Regions from separate parts of the Mus musculus genome. Here region 2 is linked to region 1. A link is a loop called in an ENCODE intact Hi-C map of the cell type or tissue named here. Cell type or tissue: left cerebral cortex. All regions are shown on one strand.

The links. A loop is a pair of places that touch in the nucleus more often than their neighbours do. Peaks named below come from ENCODE experiments on the same cell type or tissue, not always from the same donor. Only the 100,000 strongest peaks of a DNase experiment are listed, where the experiment ranks them.
Region 2: a loop joins it to region 1, with 2.2 times the contacts of the local background. A loop is called at or near these places in 3 of 42 quality-filtered maps.

The regions. Positions count from the first base shown.
Region 1 is chr8:122,441,151-122,449,150 of GRCm38, reverse strand. Mvd (mevalonate (diphospho) decarboxylase) reads left to right here and starts at 5,729. Exons shown (of 10, transcript NM_138656.2): 1 at 5,729-5,857. The coding sequence starts at 5,785. 9330133O14Rik (RIKEN cDNA 9330133O14 gene) reads right to left here and starts at 5,495. Exons shown (of 1, transcript NR_045696.1): 1 at 2,675-5,495. Gm20735 (predicted gene, 20735) reads left to right here. Exons shown (of 3, transcript NR_015497.2): 2 at 2,062-2,157; 3 at 3,510-3,883. In left cerebral cortex, CTCF peaks have their summits at 3,716 (motif pointing left) and 5,445; DNase peaks (open chromatin) are centred at 4,575 and 5,589; H3K4me3 peaks cover 2,794 bases; H3K27ac peaks cover 2,044 bases.
Region 2 is chr8:122,548,058-122,556,057 of GRCm38, reverse strand. It overlaps Piezo1 (piezo-type mechanosensitive ion channel component 1), which reads left to right and starts at 4,729. Exons shown (of 51, transcript NM_001357349.1): 1 at 4,729-5,083. The coding sequence starts at 5,020. In left cerebral cortex, a CTCF peak has its summit at 4,365 (motif pointing right); DNase peaks (open chromatin) are centred at 4,657, 5,230, 5,467, 6,728 and 2 more places; H3K4me3 peaks cover 1,451 bases; H3K27ac peaks cover 996 bases.

The sequences.
Region 1 (8,000 bases):
TGGAAAGAGCCCTCCATCCACTAGAACCAATCTCTTCCTCCACAGATCAGGGTTGGGTGTAGATAGGACGTGCTAATATGCTCCCTCCACAGTCCTCAGTCACTCTCTGAGCCTTCCACCTCCACATGCTGTAAGTCTTCTCTGGAGCCTCCCCATCCTGGTGAACTCAGTGGGGCTGGCTCAAGTTGCTCACCTCTACCCAGGCCCTGCTCTCCCCTGCTGCCCCTCATGGCTCCCTGGGTCCGAGAGGCTCTGTTTGGGCTGGCACGGTGACTGTAAGGGCAGCCATTTCTCTATCCATCACACCTGGCTACTGGAGGTGGTCTTGGCTGGACAAATGGGCTCGACCCCTATTGTAACGTGTTGTAGGAGGGGAACATTCCCTGCTTAGTCAGGAGATAGAAAATTACCTACCCCTGGCACAGACTTGATCACTTTCGCCTGGATGATTTGACCACAATGCCTTCTGTAAACCCTCCCCAGACTTCAAAGCCTTCCAGCAGCTCCTTAGTATAGAATTCCCCCCACCCCCTTAGAACTCAGGCACATCTTGCTACTTTTGCTTTAAAAACCCAGACCAGAGCCAGGCAGTGGTGGCGCACACCTTTAATCCTAGCACTTAGGAGGCAGAGGCAGGTGGATTTCTGAGTTCGAGGCCTGCTTGGTCTACACCGTCAGTTCCAGGACAGCCAGGGCTACACAGAGAAACCTTGTCTCAAAAACACAAACAAACAAAAAAGCAAAAGGCAAAAAACAAAACAAACAAACAAAAAAAAACCCAGTTTTTTCCACTGCTTTGGTTCTTGTATCTCCGCTAGGTTACACATCCTCTATGCTCACACGCTGTAGGTGATAGTCCCACTCAGGTCCTCCAAAGCCTTTCTTTCTTCATAAGGATCCTGTCCCGTCCCCCCTCCCACCAAGGGCCCAGCAAAGTCACAGAGCTCCAAGCCAGATCCGAGGTCCCTGATGGATCCAGCTTCTCCTTGAGTATCTAGTGAACACTGACTTCTCAGCCCAAGTGCCCTGGGCACTAAACATCGCTTCCCTCATTCTGAGATCCCCTGAGCTCTAGTCTCTGTGGCTCTCCAGCCCTCAGTGTCCAGAGGACCTCCATGCTGATGATCACGTGTCTTGGTGTTTCTATCGCTGTGGTGAAACACTATGAATAAAAGCAACTTGGGGAGGAAAGGATTTATTTGGCTTCAGAAGCCAATGGTGGAACTCAAACCAGGGAGGTGCCTGGAGGCAGGAGCTGATGCAGAGGCCATGAAGGGGGTGCTGACTTGCTCCCCATGGCTTGCTCAGCCTGCTTTCTTATAGAACCCAGGACCACCAGCCCAGGGGTGATACCCCCACAATGGAATTGCCCTCCCCAGTGGGATCACCCCCCCCTACTAATTGCTAATTAAGACAATGCCCTAAGGACTTGCCTTCAGCCCAATGCTTGTGGAGGTGTCCTCCTCTCTGATGGCTCTCATGAGCCAGCCCATGGGGTGGATGCCTCATGTGCCGCCTCAGGAATGTAACTTGTGCTCCGGAGATGGATGTGGGGAGGGATCCTTGTGAAGAAGTAGTAAAGGCTTTGGAGGATCCGAGTGTCTTAGTCTTATTGCCTATAGCGTGTGAGCCTAGAGGATGCATAACCTAGCGTAACCGTGCTCAGTGTCTCTGCTTCTTCACGCGCTCGCGTGGATCCCACCTGTCCCTGTAGCCCACAGCCGCTTGTATCAGTCTGTGAGAGACGGTTCAGTGTCCGCTTTTTCCCTAGTGCTGAATTCCAGTGCTGAGTACTCTGATTGCTATGGTCTCCCCCAGCAGGCCCTTGCTAAGTCCCCCATGTCTGCGAACTGGACCAGAGTCTCCCCTTTCTGACCGCTGTTTTCTGCCTCTTTTACTCTCTTCATCTCGACTACCAGAAGCCTTCTGTGGATTCCGGGCTTCCAGAAGGGGCTCTTCAATGCAGACCTGATTTAAGTTTTCTTTACCCTTTAGCTAAGCTCTGAGAAGATGGGAGCTAATACCACCATCTCTTCTCTCTTTATCCCATTTCCTCTCCAGATTGGAGGCCAGCACAGAGGACAGACGTCAGCCACCTCTGCCTTCCTCCCTTTATCCTGTGATGTCTTTCCCTCCTGGCTGCCACCATAGCCTCAGGTAGGTCTTGTTAACCTTCGCAGTGTCTAGGCTGCCTCTGCAGCAGCTTGCTACACCCCACCCCACCCCATCACTCCCAGGGGCTGTTCTAGATCCTTAGCTGTCCTCAAAGCATCTCCATGGTCCCTGGGCAAACCTCAGCCATTGGGCTCTCATGCCCCTTGTTAACACCTAAGTAAGGACCACTGTCACCAGATCTTCCCCACAGACATCCCCATGTCTTGCTGCCCTATGAGCTATACTCAAAGGGGACATACCACGGCCTCATGGGTATAGGAAACCATGCCAATATGTCCTTTCCCCTTAAGTAGCACAGCTTGAGCTGCCAGTCTCATTGCCCACCTCAGGGCCAACACCAGTGCTCTTCTTCCCGCACTCAACCTTGCTTTTATTGTATCCTGCCAGACGACTGACTATGCTGGGTGACAAAAATGCCTTCCCTAGGGGAGACATAAACAATGTCTACCCCCTCTCACTAAGGGTTTCTTGGATAAACTAAGGAACAGTTCCATCAAAGTTCACACGGAGGAATTAACAAGTTTATTTGGCTTACTGATAGAGCAATGGGTAATGGGTTATAGGCAGGAACATGGGTGAAGTCAAAGCAGCCGCACTGGTGGGTCTGCACCCAGCACAGATGATGCCCCACCCCACCCCACCTCCAGTCCCTGTCCCCTGCTGTGGCTATGTAGCTGGACACCTCCCACCCTAGTCTTCCCCACACAAATACTCCAGCTCCTCTCCAAGATGTGACGCTACATGCACTTTTGGCAGAATTGCATACAGCTGTTTGGAAGGAGTGGCTGGCTGCTCAGGTAAGGCTGCCTAACTCCTGAAGATGTGGAAGTTTGGCGCATACCTGTTTAAAGGCCATGTTGGGCTGTGGTCACAGAGGCCAAACAAAGGAGGGCCTTTAGAGGTCGCCCAGTGCAGTGGCCTGATTTGTCAGGGCCAAGTGACAGGGGCCAAAATCCAGGCAAAGAACAAGCCAGGGGGAGCGGGAAGGAAGGAACAATGACTCCTGAGGGCTGGTGCCCAGGAACCCGCACAGGTCAGAGGAGGGCTTGGTGACGACCCTCCCGGCCTGAGGAAGGAAGGGATTTGCTTCTTGTGGCAGGGCAAGGAAATTCCAGCCTGGGGTGGGCCCGACCATTTCTCCTTCCCCTCTGCTCAATGCAACTTTCCTTCCTCCCCTAGTTCTGCCCAGGCCCCAAACCTCCCCTCGGACCTTTGCTACCTTAGCCCCCCTAAACACAGCTGCCAGCCTACAGTCACCCACATGATTGGCTGCGCATGCCAGCCAGCCCTGCACTGAGCTGTTTCTTGTTTTTTTTGTTTTTGTTTTTGACAAGGAACCAGAACCCTTGGATGAAATCTACCTCTCTACCAGTCTCTATGGTTACCCAGGCCGGCCAGGTGCTCTGGAACAACTCTGACCTCTGAAGACTTCTCTAGGGAACTGAGTTCAAAGGGACAAGCGACAGGGGCACAGAAATCCACAAACAGCATCCTCCCTTTTGAGGTTGCTTTTAGAGGTTTTCTGTCCCCAGTGCCTGGGCTGGGAACCACAGCTGCACGTTGGTCCCCTCTGCTGGCCTGTTCAGACCAAGCTCTGAGGTGCAAGCAGATGGTCACTCAGCCCTGGTGGACTCTCCTCCCTTCATGTCTCATGCATGTGTGTATCCCTGACCTAACAGTGAACTTCACAAACATGACAGACATTTACAACATTTGATGAGTAGAGAGATGACCTACTACTGACTCTTAGCTTCAAAGTATATGGGGTTTCAGGTACTGGTGTCCTTCAGCTCATGAGGTGACCTTGGTCTCTGTACCTGATAATGTACAAAAATACCCATGGGTGAAACTATTCATTCCGGAGTAAATTAATTGTTCTCTTCTTTCTTTAACTTATTGTTTTTATTTTTTAGAGACAGGATCTCACAGTGAACTTCTGGCTGGCCTTGAACTCACAGAGACATCCTCCCCCCTTCTTCTTCTTTGGGTTTATTTATTTAGGTTTTTTCAAGACATGGTTTCTGTGTAGCCCTGGAACTTACTCTGTAGATCAGGCTGCCCTGGAATTTACAGAAATCCACCTGACCTCTGCCTCCTGAGTGTTGGGATTAAACACACCACCTTTCTGCTGGTGTGTGTGTGTGTGTGTGTGTGTGTGTGTGTGTGTGTGTGTATGAAGCAGAAAAGTTATTGCAAGAGAAATTGAAAATACGAGCCATCTCACAAGCCACAAGGAAACAATAGTGAACTCCCATTGGTCAGCTGTCAGCCTGACTGACAGGCTGTCTACTGTGGCGCAGAAGGCCTATTCACACACTCTCGCTCTAGCAGAGAGAGCTGAGCAATCGATCCAGCTTCCAAGATGGCAGCCGGCCAACAGCTATCAACATCGCCCCAGGCACATAGCTGCTTGGCTGGTTCATCCACTTCTAGGAATCTACGCAAGCACTCTTATACACAATGCAAGGAAAGTCCGGTGCATGGCTTCCAAGGGGGACGGCTTGAGTCAATTACCGACGGTCTAGACAAACAAGGAAGCTGTTTTGGTGTGCAGCTGGAAAGTGTCCAAGAAACTCAGACGTAGAAAAAGCAGCATGGAAAAAAAAAGCAACTCCCATTCACTGTGTAGAAAATGTCAGCCAGAAGGCTGTGAAAGGATTAGGTACCATCCACACTCCTAGGAACAGAACTGGTGGCCTGGGTGGGTATCGTGTGCTCGCACATCTTCGGAACTCTAAGCCATTCAACAGCCACGATTTTACAGGAGGTGGAACCAGGAAGTTGTATCTGTTTCTGTTGGAGAATGGATGGTTAGTTCTGGAAACAGAGGTGACGGTTGTATCAAGTAAATATACTAAAGGTCACTAAACTGTACCGTAAGAATGACACAGAAATGTGCCGATCCATTTCAGCTACGGAAAAAAAAAAAAAAAAAACGACAAAATTCTTGCTTGTGTGGAGCTTGGGAGAGAAAATGCCCATCTCGGATGCAGTACATCCGCCGGCGCGGCGGCTGGACACCTCAGGCAAGCTGTGAGACCCCAGACTGTGGGACCAGGAGACTGGAGGTTGTGACAAGAGAAGTCAGATTGTGAATGTAGAAGATTCCAGGATGTGGGGCTCGGGCGCGACCTTGGGCTGCGGATCCCTCCGGATTCACCGTCTAGTGAGCTTTTCATGCAGCGTAGAGGCTAGATGCGTATCCTTTTTCAGCTCCGCTGTTTCAGCAGCAGATGGCCCCGCTGTCCCGACGGTCACTCAGGCTATCCAGTGGTGCTTGTGCCAGAAGGAGGAACCTTTGTAAGAAGGAGGCCTCCTACGCCTGCGCAGATACCACCTCCTGCGCATGCGTAGATTCCACTCCCTGAGCGGACCCCGCCTCTCGCTCGCAGCCACGAGCTTGCAGGCACCGGGGGCGGGCTCAGTGTCAGCCGCACATCATTCGATCCTGTCCATAGGCTAAAAAGTGGATCATGGGCTCGGCCTGTCGCCTATTGGACAGCACGGGAAAAGCCCGGCCAGCGGGCCAATCATATGGCAGCGCGTGAGTCTGTAGACACCGGGTAATCGGTGCTGGGCTCTCTAGCTCGGGACTCCAGCATCTCAGTTATGGCCTCAGAAAAGCCTCAGGACCTAATGGTCACCTGCACGGCGCCGGTCAACATCGCAGTTATCAAGTACTGTGAGTGCTGGAGACAACAGTCACCTCGGCCGGGATCGGGGCATAGAGCTGGAGGCTGTAGTCACTGGGACCCCTGGGCTCGAGGGTCGGGTTCCAGAGTAGCTGGGCTGGAAAGGGGATCCTCCAGGCTGGAATGAGGGGGAAGTTCGCCACCGTCAGATCCATGGGCACAGTGGTGGAAATGGGGGTTACTACAACCAGGATCGGGGAGCCTGGGAGTTGGAGACCGGGGCACAGGTGCCGGGATCGATGTGCACAGGGCTGGAGATGAGGGTCACTGCTGCCGGGATTCAGGGTCCTAGGGCTGGAGGGAAAGACCAATGTCCCGGATCTGGAGTAGCTGGGCTGGAGAAGGCTGGGAGGGTAGCTCAGGGATGAAGGGGGCGTTGCCATGCAGGGATCCGAGGGGCGCTGGTGAGGGGCAGATCTTCCTCCCTCCCTGGTGACACTTGTAAACTGGGGAGGTATTGCCGGGACCAGGGCTTCTCACCCCAGTCTCCCTCTGCTCTTCCTTCCACCGTGGTCATTTAGAAGTGGATCCACGCAGCCTGTAGATTCTTGAGTTTGGCTCGTTTCAGTACGCACGCTCTTCCCGAGGATTATCCAGGTGGACGCAGCAGGATTTCATTGCCCACTGTTGCTTAGGCCCTAGAACAGGGGCTCTGTTGTTACCAGGAAAACTGCTGCCACATTTATGGGCAGGTTTTGGTGTGAACTTTCATCCTTCCTAGGAAGAATGCCCTGGCAGCTCTGGGAGAACAAGAGTCAGTTCTTCATTCTGTTAATGATCTGTGGGTTCCCTGGGGTGGCAGTACCCAGCTGGTATTCCCACCAGTGCTACGCCAACCCTTAAGATTTAATTAATTTATTTAATGTATATGAGTACATTATAGTTGTGAACCTTCATGTGGTTGTTGGGGATTGAATTTAGTACCTTTGCTTGCTCCAGTCAACCCCAGCTCTCTCTGGCCCAAAGATTTATTTATTATTATAAATAATTATTATAAATAATTACACTGTAGCTATTTCAGGTGCACCACAAGAGGGGGTCAGATCTCATTACAGATGGTTGTGAGCCACCATGTGGTTGCTGGGATTTGAACTCAGGACCTTTGGAAGAGCAATCGGCGCTCTTATCCACTGAGCCATCTCTCCAGCTCCCCATTTCTTACTTCATCTCTTTGCGGGCCATTTCTTCTTTGCGTGGTTGCTGCTTGGAGCACTTCCATGGTGGCTGCTTTAAAGCCTTTGCCAGCAGTTGCAGCATCTCTAGACACTTCAACGTTAGTGTCTTTTGGTTTTTGTCTCAGTGTGAGATCCTCCTTTTTGGTGTGACATGATTTGGGGTGAGATCTAATGGTTTTCTGCTGTGCACTGAGACTCAAGTCCTATTAAAACCTTTAGCTGGGCCTGGAGAGATGGCTTAGTGATTAAGAGCACTGACTGCTCTTCCAGAGGTCCTGAGTTCAATTCCCAGTAACCACATAGTGGCTCACAACCATCTGTAATGGGATCCTCTGGTGTGTCTGAAGACAACAACAGTGTACTCACATACATGAAATAAATAAATAAATCTTTTAAAAAACAAAGCATAACCTTTAGCTATTGGAGGAGGGACACCACCTCTTTTATGGCAGACAGATAGATACACCTACTTTGTATGATACTTGTTCCTGCTGGGGCTCTGTAGGGTTCCTGCAGGAGCCATCAGGCCTCCTCTGGAAACTGCAGGCCAGGCTGGGAGAAGCATCCATCTGCCCTGTGGATGAAGTCCAGGTGGCCAGCTGAGCCAGGGCAGCCTGCTGTCCTTCAGGGAGGAAAGTGTGGAACTCCCAGGCTAACAGAGCCTTGGAACAAGGGCAGGGCTGAAACAAACAAAGTTTGTCGCACTCAGCTGCCTGGGTTTTCTTGATGCAAGTGTTGCTGACCTGGGACCAGTGGGCAAGAAGAAACCCACATAAGTGTACCCAAAGCCAAGTCGGGCAGTGGTGGCACATGCCTTTAATCTCAGCACTTGGGAGGCAGAGGCAGGAGGATTTCTGAGTTCGAGGCCAGCCTGGTCTACAGAGTGAGTCCAGGACAGCCAGGGCTACACAGAGAAACCCTGTCTCCAAAAATCAAACAAACAAACAAAAAAAAATAG
Region 2 (8,000 bases), 110 kb before region 1:
ACCTCATTTTTCTTTATTTTTTGAAAAACATCTATGTATGTTGAAATCAGAGGGCAACTTCTGTGAGCTGATTCTCTTTTCCCCATGTGTGTTGTTAGGGGTCCAATTCAGCTAGTCAGACTGGGTTGTAAGCATCTTTACCCACTGAGCTGAGCCATCTCTCTGGCCTTTAGACCCTTATATGTTTATTTAAGACTTAGTTTCAGGTAGTCCAGACTGGCTTTGACTCCTCCTACCTCAATATCCAAGTGTAGAGATTATAAACCAATACGTCCAGCTTTTTGTTTGTTTTAAGACAAGGTCTTAGCTGGGCAGTGATTGTGTGCATCTTTAATCCCAGCACTAGGGGGGCAGAGCCCAGTGAATCTCTGTGAGTTCAAGGCCGGTCTTGTCTACAAAGCAAGTTCCAGGACAACCAGGGCTGTCACACAGAGAAACCCTGTCTCGACAAACAAACAGCAGCCCAGCCTTGAGTTTGCTGTGACTCTCCTGCCTCTGCCACCTGAATGCCGGGCTCACAAAGTGTACTACTGTGCCCATCCTCAATGACCAACCTTCTGATTCCACCTGGCATTCAGGAAGTAGGGAAGGTTTTAGATACAACTCCAAATAATAAACATGGACTTGGGGTCCTCGAGACTCGGGCCCAGTGTTAGCATGAGCAGGGACAAGTGGGAAAGAGTGGGCAGAGACCTCTGGGATACTGCCAGGCTCTGGAAGGTGAGAGTGCCTATAAACATGGTCAGTGGCTGGCTGGTGTGAATCCTTTAAACTTATGGTCACTGGAAGGGAGAGAGACAAGTGTCACTCCAGGTATGTTCCCCAACATGAGTGTCCCAGGTCCTCTCAACCTGGAGAAGCCTTCTGGGGCTACCAGCTGCTGGTGACCTAGATGGAGGGTGGAAGGAGATAGGAGGGGCCTATCTCATGGGTGGCATCTTGATAGAGCCTGTATCTTTGCCTAGGCCAAAACAGCTCTTTGGCATAGTCCTGTGATCTGCAGGCAAAGGCAGGTACAAGCCAACTTTCTAGATGAAATTTTCTGTTTCCAAGAATGGGAATTGGCGCTTGGTAGAAATGTACTCAGGGAACTGAAATAATAGCTCCCCAAATATCACATTTGCTGGCCAGGAGCCAAGGAAGCAAGATGCTCGAGAAGTTGGCAAGGCTGGCTGGCCCTGGGAGTGGGTGGAGGGAGCTTAGGATGCGCTATTTGAAACGTGTGCGCACGTGTGTGTGTGTTCATATTCTTCTCTCATACAATACATCAAAACCTCAGTTTCCCCTCCCTCCTTTTCTCCAGCCCCTCCCACCCACCCAGATACACTTCTCCTCAGTTTCCCTTCAGAATAGAGCAGGCCTCCCAGGGCCATAAACCAAACAGAGCATAACAAGGTACGATAAGACTAGGCACAAAAAAAGCAAATAAAAAACAACAACAATAACAAAAACCTGTTGATATAGTAAATCACACACCATCAACTTGGCATTTTAATCATTTTTTCAAGACAGGGTTTCTCTGTGTAGCTCTGGCTGTCCTGGAACTCACACTGTAGATCAGGTTAATCTCGAGCTTAGAAATCTTCCTGCCTCTGCTCCCCAGTGCTGGGGCTAAAGGTATGGACCACCATTCTTGGCCATTTTAACCACACACACACACACACACACACACACAAACACACACACACACACACACTTGAATACACTGTCATTGTCTTCATAATCACCAGAAAAGCACATCAGATCCCATTACAGATGGTTGTGAGCCACCATGTGGTTGCTGGGAATTGAACTCAGGACCTCTGGAAAAGCAGCCATTGCTCTTAACTGCTGAGTCATCTCTCCAGCCCCATTTAGCCATTTTTGTTTGTTTGTTTGTTTGGTTGGTTGGTTTTTGGTTTTTTGAGACAGGGTTTCTCTGTGTAGCCCTGGCTGCCCCGGAACTCACTCTGTAGACCAGGCTGGCCTCGAACTCAGAAATCTGCCTGTCTCTGCCTCCCAAGTGCTGGGATTAAAGGCATGCGCTACCATGCCCGGCTTAGTTGGGGTTCTACTGCTGTGAACAGACATCATGACCAAGGCAAGTCTTCTAAGGACAATATTTAATTGCGGTGGCTGACAGGTTCAGAGGTTCAGTCTATTAGCATTCAGGCAGGCATGGTGCAGGCAGAGTTGAGAGTTCTACATCTTCATCTGAAGGCCGCTAGCAAAGGACTGGCTTCCAGGCAGCTAGGAGGAGAATCTTAAAGCCTACACCCACAGTGACACGCCCACTCCAACAGGGCTATACCTTTTAATAGTGCCATTCCCTGGGCTGAGCATATACAAACCATAACAGGGTGTTTCTGCATCCTGGAATGTTAATTCCAGTAGAGACAAGTAGGGGTGACTGGTCACCTCTCAGAAAAAGTGGGGACCCTACTGGCAGAGTTGCATCCCTCTGTCTACTCTGGCCCTGTGCCATCCTCTTCACCCTGGGGACAGTTCTCAGTGTAATGGTGTACACCTGCAATCCTACACACCTCCTGTCGGCTGCACAAAGATCAGTTCAAGGTTATCCTTGAACTACACAGCAAGTATGAAGCCAGGTCAAAAGACAGAGGAAGAGAGAGAGGGAGAAAGGTGATACAGAGGTACCAGGGCTGAGGGCCAGGCAGGCTGTTGCTGATCTGGCCTGATCTGCCTCTCCCTGTTTGGCAAAGGACAAGAAGGAATGTTCTGATACTAAGGATCTGGTCTGGTTTTTGTTTTGTTTTGTTTTGTTTTTTGTTTTTTCGAGACAGGGTTTCTCTATATAGTCTTGGCTGCCCTGGAACTCACTTTGTAGACCAGGCTGGCCTCGAACTCAGAAATCCACCTGTCTCTGCCTCCCAAGTGCTGGGATTAAAGGCGTGTGCCACCACTGTCCTGGTCTGTTTTGTGAGTTTTTTTTGACCTAGGTAATGCTTGTGTGTGACTGACCAGGATATCAAAAGGAAGGAGGCTTGCTTGCATGCCAAGACTGCATACTTGCTGTGGCGGGCAAGGGTGGCGCCAGTTTTTCAATGGTAACATTGTATCTTAGAAGCTGCTCCCACAATTCAGGGAGTCTTCAGATGCTCTTTAAACTGCTACAACACTGTAGGATACAGTTTAGTTTTTTTGAGAGTTCCCCTGTTTGTTCCTTTCTGTTTTTACCCTACAACTACTTCAATGGTTGTGAGACATAAACATTTCAGTTCCTTTGGGACAGTGGTTCTCAACCTTCCTAATATTGCTTAATTAATTTCTAATATTGCTTATTTATTTATTATTAATTATTTTTATTTATTATTAATTAATAATTAATTAATTAATATTCCTTAAGACACTTCATGTTGTGGTGACCCTTGACCATAAAATTATTTTGTTGCTATAACTATAATTTTGCTACTTCTTTTTTTTTTTTTTTTTTTTTTTTGAGACAGGGTTTCTCTGTGTAGCCCTGGCTGTCCTGGAACTCACTTTGTAGACCAGGCTGGCCTCGAACTCAGAAATCTGCCTGCCTCTGCCTCCCGAGGGCTGGGATTAAAGGCCACGCCCGGCCTATAATTTTGCTACTCTTATGAATCATAATGTAAATAGCTGTTATGTAGGATATCTATTATGCAACCCCTATGAAAGGGTCGTTCAAGGCCCATAGCTGTCACGACCCACAGGTTGAGAACTGCTGCTCAAGGAGCAGGTCTGAATGAATTTCTGAACCTTCCCGTGTCTTAGCAGCACCCCTTCAGAGTCAGACTAGAGGTGAGTCTTGGAGACCAAGCTAGGCAGTTTAAATACTATATGTCCAGGGAAAGCCTGCATTTCTGGTGGTTCTGGAAAATTGAAGGTTCTGAAGTGTGATTGACTTTAGCCTGCTGGTGCCTTGAGGCTCAAAAGGGTCACATCATCACCGCTCCCGGTTAAGCCTCTGCCCCTAATGCTACTCATTTCCCAGTGCATCCTGAACTTGGTCCAACTGTGCCGTTCTTGACCCCTTTTCATTTCGTCTTTCCTATCCACCTTAATACGGAAGACTGAGCCAAACCAAGGCGGCTTGGGTGAGGTACCGGGCACGTGCCGGACTCAGACCTTGTCTGGCCACCAATGGGACAGCAGGTGCTCTGTCAGCTTTTGCTACTGTCTGTAGCACACTGACTAAAGCCAAGCCACACAGTGGGGGCAGGTGTGACTGGAAGCAGTCCCAAAGCCCCAACGCAGACCACAGTGGGATGCAGCTGTCTGATGCCACAGCAGTAAGGTGTCTCTCCACCCCAACCACCAAGGCCTAGCCAGCGTGGCCGCCAGTGCCACAGTTAGGGACTCTGACAGCCCCCAGAGGGCGCTGCGCCATCACGGCTTGGGGAACAAAGCGAAAGTTGCTCCAACCACGAGGGGCGCAGTTGCGCGTGGGTACTAAGTGGGTCAGGTCTTTGGGAGTCTTCTTGTATTGCCCCCACCCCGGGTCCCAGGCCCCGGAGCCCCAGGGAGAAGCGCCCCACGGGCACAGTGCGAGTAACTGCGCTGGGCTGAAGGAGGGTTTGGGGGGCGCGCGGGTCGAGGTCTCCGGGTCACCGGCACCAGCCAGGCTAGTAGGGCCGGCGCTCGAGCAGACTGCGCTGGGCAGCGAGGGGGTGCCTGGGCGCGCCTGGCCGTCGGGGGAAGCGCGGAGGCGGGCACTCCAGGGAGGGCGGGGGCCGAGCTTATAAAGGCCCGCAGGCGGGAGCAGGGAGAGAGCCGCCGCGTCGCCGTCCGGCCCAGCTCGGCCTCCACGAGCCGCCGTGAGTTCCGAGCCGGGCGGGCTGACAACCCAGCGTGCGCGGGATCCGGCCGTCGGGAACCAGAGGGCGCGGCCGGGCCGGCCGGCGACCCGAGATCGAGGCCGGCGGGAGGTCACAGCAGCCGCGCGCCGCACGTGCGGAGACCCGCCCAGAGTGCCATGGCGCGCGGTTCCTCCGGCCCTCGCACCTCCCTTTAGCCACGGCGGCGCGACCCCGGGCGGTCCCCCGGCCGCGGGGCATGGAGCCGCACGTGCTGGGCGCCGGGCTCTACTGGCTGTTGCTGCCCTGCACGCTCCTGGCGGGTGAGTGGAGGGCGCGGGCGGGAAGGCTGCGTCCGCGTCCCCCTGCGCCGCGCCGCCCCGGCGGGCGAGCATAGGCGAGGAGATTCCGCGGGACTCGCGGCCCAGGGCGCTCGCATTCCAGAGGCGTGAGCGCGCTGGCGGCCTCGGCGGGCCCGGCCCGGGCACCGAGTGGAAAGCACGGCAGGCAACGGCGAGGCGCGGGTCCGCGAGAGCCCCAGATAGCGCTGGGCGTCTCCACGCGGGCTGGGAGGAGAGGCCCGGGCAAGGGGCTGTTAGTGTCTGAGCTGTGAGGGGAGCGCGACTTTCTATTCTCTTTCGTAGTTAAGAAAAAAGAAAGAAAGAAAGAAAAAAATCAAACTTGCATCATGACTTCCTGACCAATCTGGGAGAAGGTGGCGTTCTGCCTGGAGCTTTTCAAGTCAGAAATTTCCTACCAGAACTAATGTTCCAGCCCTAGGCGCAGTTCTTAGTCTCAGTTCCGAGGTTGTCTGTCCAATGCTAAGCTCCTGTCTTCCTTGTGCCCTACTTGGTTACCTTCCAGAGGGACTGGGGCACAGGGCGCCCCAGGAGGCTCTGCCTGATGTCAGAACTGGAGATCCCCTACCTTGGCATACGTCCCTTTCTTGCAAAGAGCTTCTCTCTTTTGGTGTCATAGGTGCTGGGCTCCATTGCCGCCCTCCCAGCCTCACCCAGGGCACCTTGCCCAGCTGCTCACCCCCTTACACCTCCTGAAGCAGTCAGCACCCCTCCACATGTGACCTTCCTCGGGGTCTGATTAAATTAGCCCACAGAGAGTCAGTGTACCCACTGTGAAAGTTGGTCTGCCTCGTGGAAGTCCATCTGTTGGAGGTGGGGGGGTTGTGCGTGATTCCCTCCATCTCTCCACGGACACTGCTTGTGCACCCTGTTTCAGGAACAGGCTCCGGGGGGTGTCAGGCAACCCGGGCAATGACTTCCACACAGGCCAAGTTTTGATTTGTAGGACCAAAATGTGGTGAGACCGGGGTGGGGGGGTGGGGGGGATTTTTCAAGGCAGGAATCAATGAAAACCATTGAGCTCTGAAAGGAGGGGCCAGCGGATACTGTCCTCAGCTCAGCCCGGACTTAGGAGAGCCAAGGTCTAGGGCCCACATTTGTGGCTTCTTTTCCTCGCTGGCCTGTAGACGGTCAGACTGTAAATATAAGCAGAATGGGTGGATGAGAATGTAGAAGACGGGTACCCTTCTTAAAGATTCAACAAGAGCTGCTTCTCAGGCTCCTTCACTGACTGTCAACACTTGGGAACAAGGAGGGCAGGGCAGGGAAGAGGTGGTCCTGTTGTGTGCAGAGAAAGGCTTCTCCATCTTCATGGAAGAGGTCCTCTTTCACAGACAAGGGCCGTGCTTAAACAAAACCGGCAGACTTTTCTCTGACAGGCCAGATGGTGAATGCTTTCACATCATGAAATACTCTGATATTTTTTTCCAGCAGTTAAAAAAAAATGCAAAATCATTTCTTAGCTCGTGGACAGCAGTGCTACTAGCTAGAATTTATCCTTACCCTCCAAGGATCAGTCTGGGCTCTGAGGTCCCCTGGCTTTTCAGCTGTAGTATGTGGGTGTCAGAGGAAGCTTCCAGACTGAGTCTGGTTAGGATGTGAAGGAGGCTTTGCCAGCTTTGGGGGTTCCCACCCAGCCTGTGTGTTAGTCACCTGGGGAGCTTTCAAAAGAATATTGATGACTAATGCTCCTGTCTTTCCTTAGGCTCAAACTGTCCCCCCAATAAAATTCATTCATGAGAACATATCTAGGCACAGGCCACACCTACCCTGACACTGAGCCTGGGTGTGGGCTTGGCCACCAACAGTCTTCTTTATGCCTGGGGAGGTGGGCAAGGGATACAGAGCCAGCTAAGAGCTCTGTGTGGTGACGTAGGGGATGCTGGCATCCTGTTCATTTCTATGGGGTGTAGTCATCACTGCGGGACCTCTTGCTGGAGGTGGAACGTTCACTCCATCTCTTGTGAGGGCTCCCTCACCCTCCACCCTCTGAACAGTTTGAGTCCTATGTTTTGGAAACAAGGTCTTCACAGGTTAGTCATCTTAAATGCTGGGTGCTGTCTCAGGCCTTCCTGAAGGTTTGAATCATCCTGGGGTGCTTAGCCTCTTTGCCACTCCCCTAATCTGGAAAGTCAGGCAAGGTGATGCCCTAGTCCCATGGGAATAGTGACCAACCCAGGCAGACTTAACCCGGTGACCTGGAGACCTAGGGATCTGGATTCAGGAGGGATGTTTTGTGCTTGAGAGAGAAAGGACCAGGTCTCCTGATTCTTGGCCTCACAGAGGAACCAGGAACTTAAAATCCAAGCAAGAGCCAGGTAGTGAGAAAGCTCCCTCCCTCCCGGTGAAGACCTGTGTGTGGTAATGCAACGTGGTCTCTGTTTTCTTCCTTCGTTCGCCATAGCATGGGAGGCACATCCGTGACAGAGTGGCACCTGGGCTCGACGGCTTGTCACCGAGAAGTATCACTGTTTACAGTGGGGACGTGTCTCCCTTCTCAGAATGTTTTCTCGGTCACCATTAGCTGTCCACTCTGGGCCGGGAGGTGGGAACGGTTATCGGGCTTGCCCACCCACCCTCTTCAGACAGCCCTTACTCAGTGGTCAGAGCTATTGAAACTCAGGGCCAGAAAGAGCAATAAAACAGAGAGAACCAAGCCTTTCCTGCCACCAGTACTGCAGTCTTGGTAGCCACCCAGTGGGTGAGGTCCCACTTCCCTCTGCCACGATGTGGGGGACTCCCTGCTGAGCCTCAGTGACAGGGCCTGGCAGAGGGGCGGGACCCTGCCTCATGCTGGGTCTGGGAGGGAATGGGTAAGCAGGACAGGAAGCCCACTGGGTCCTGGTGTGTTTAGGGGAGGAGCTAGGGACCTGAGAACTGA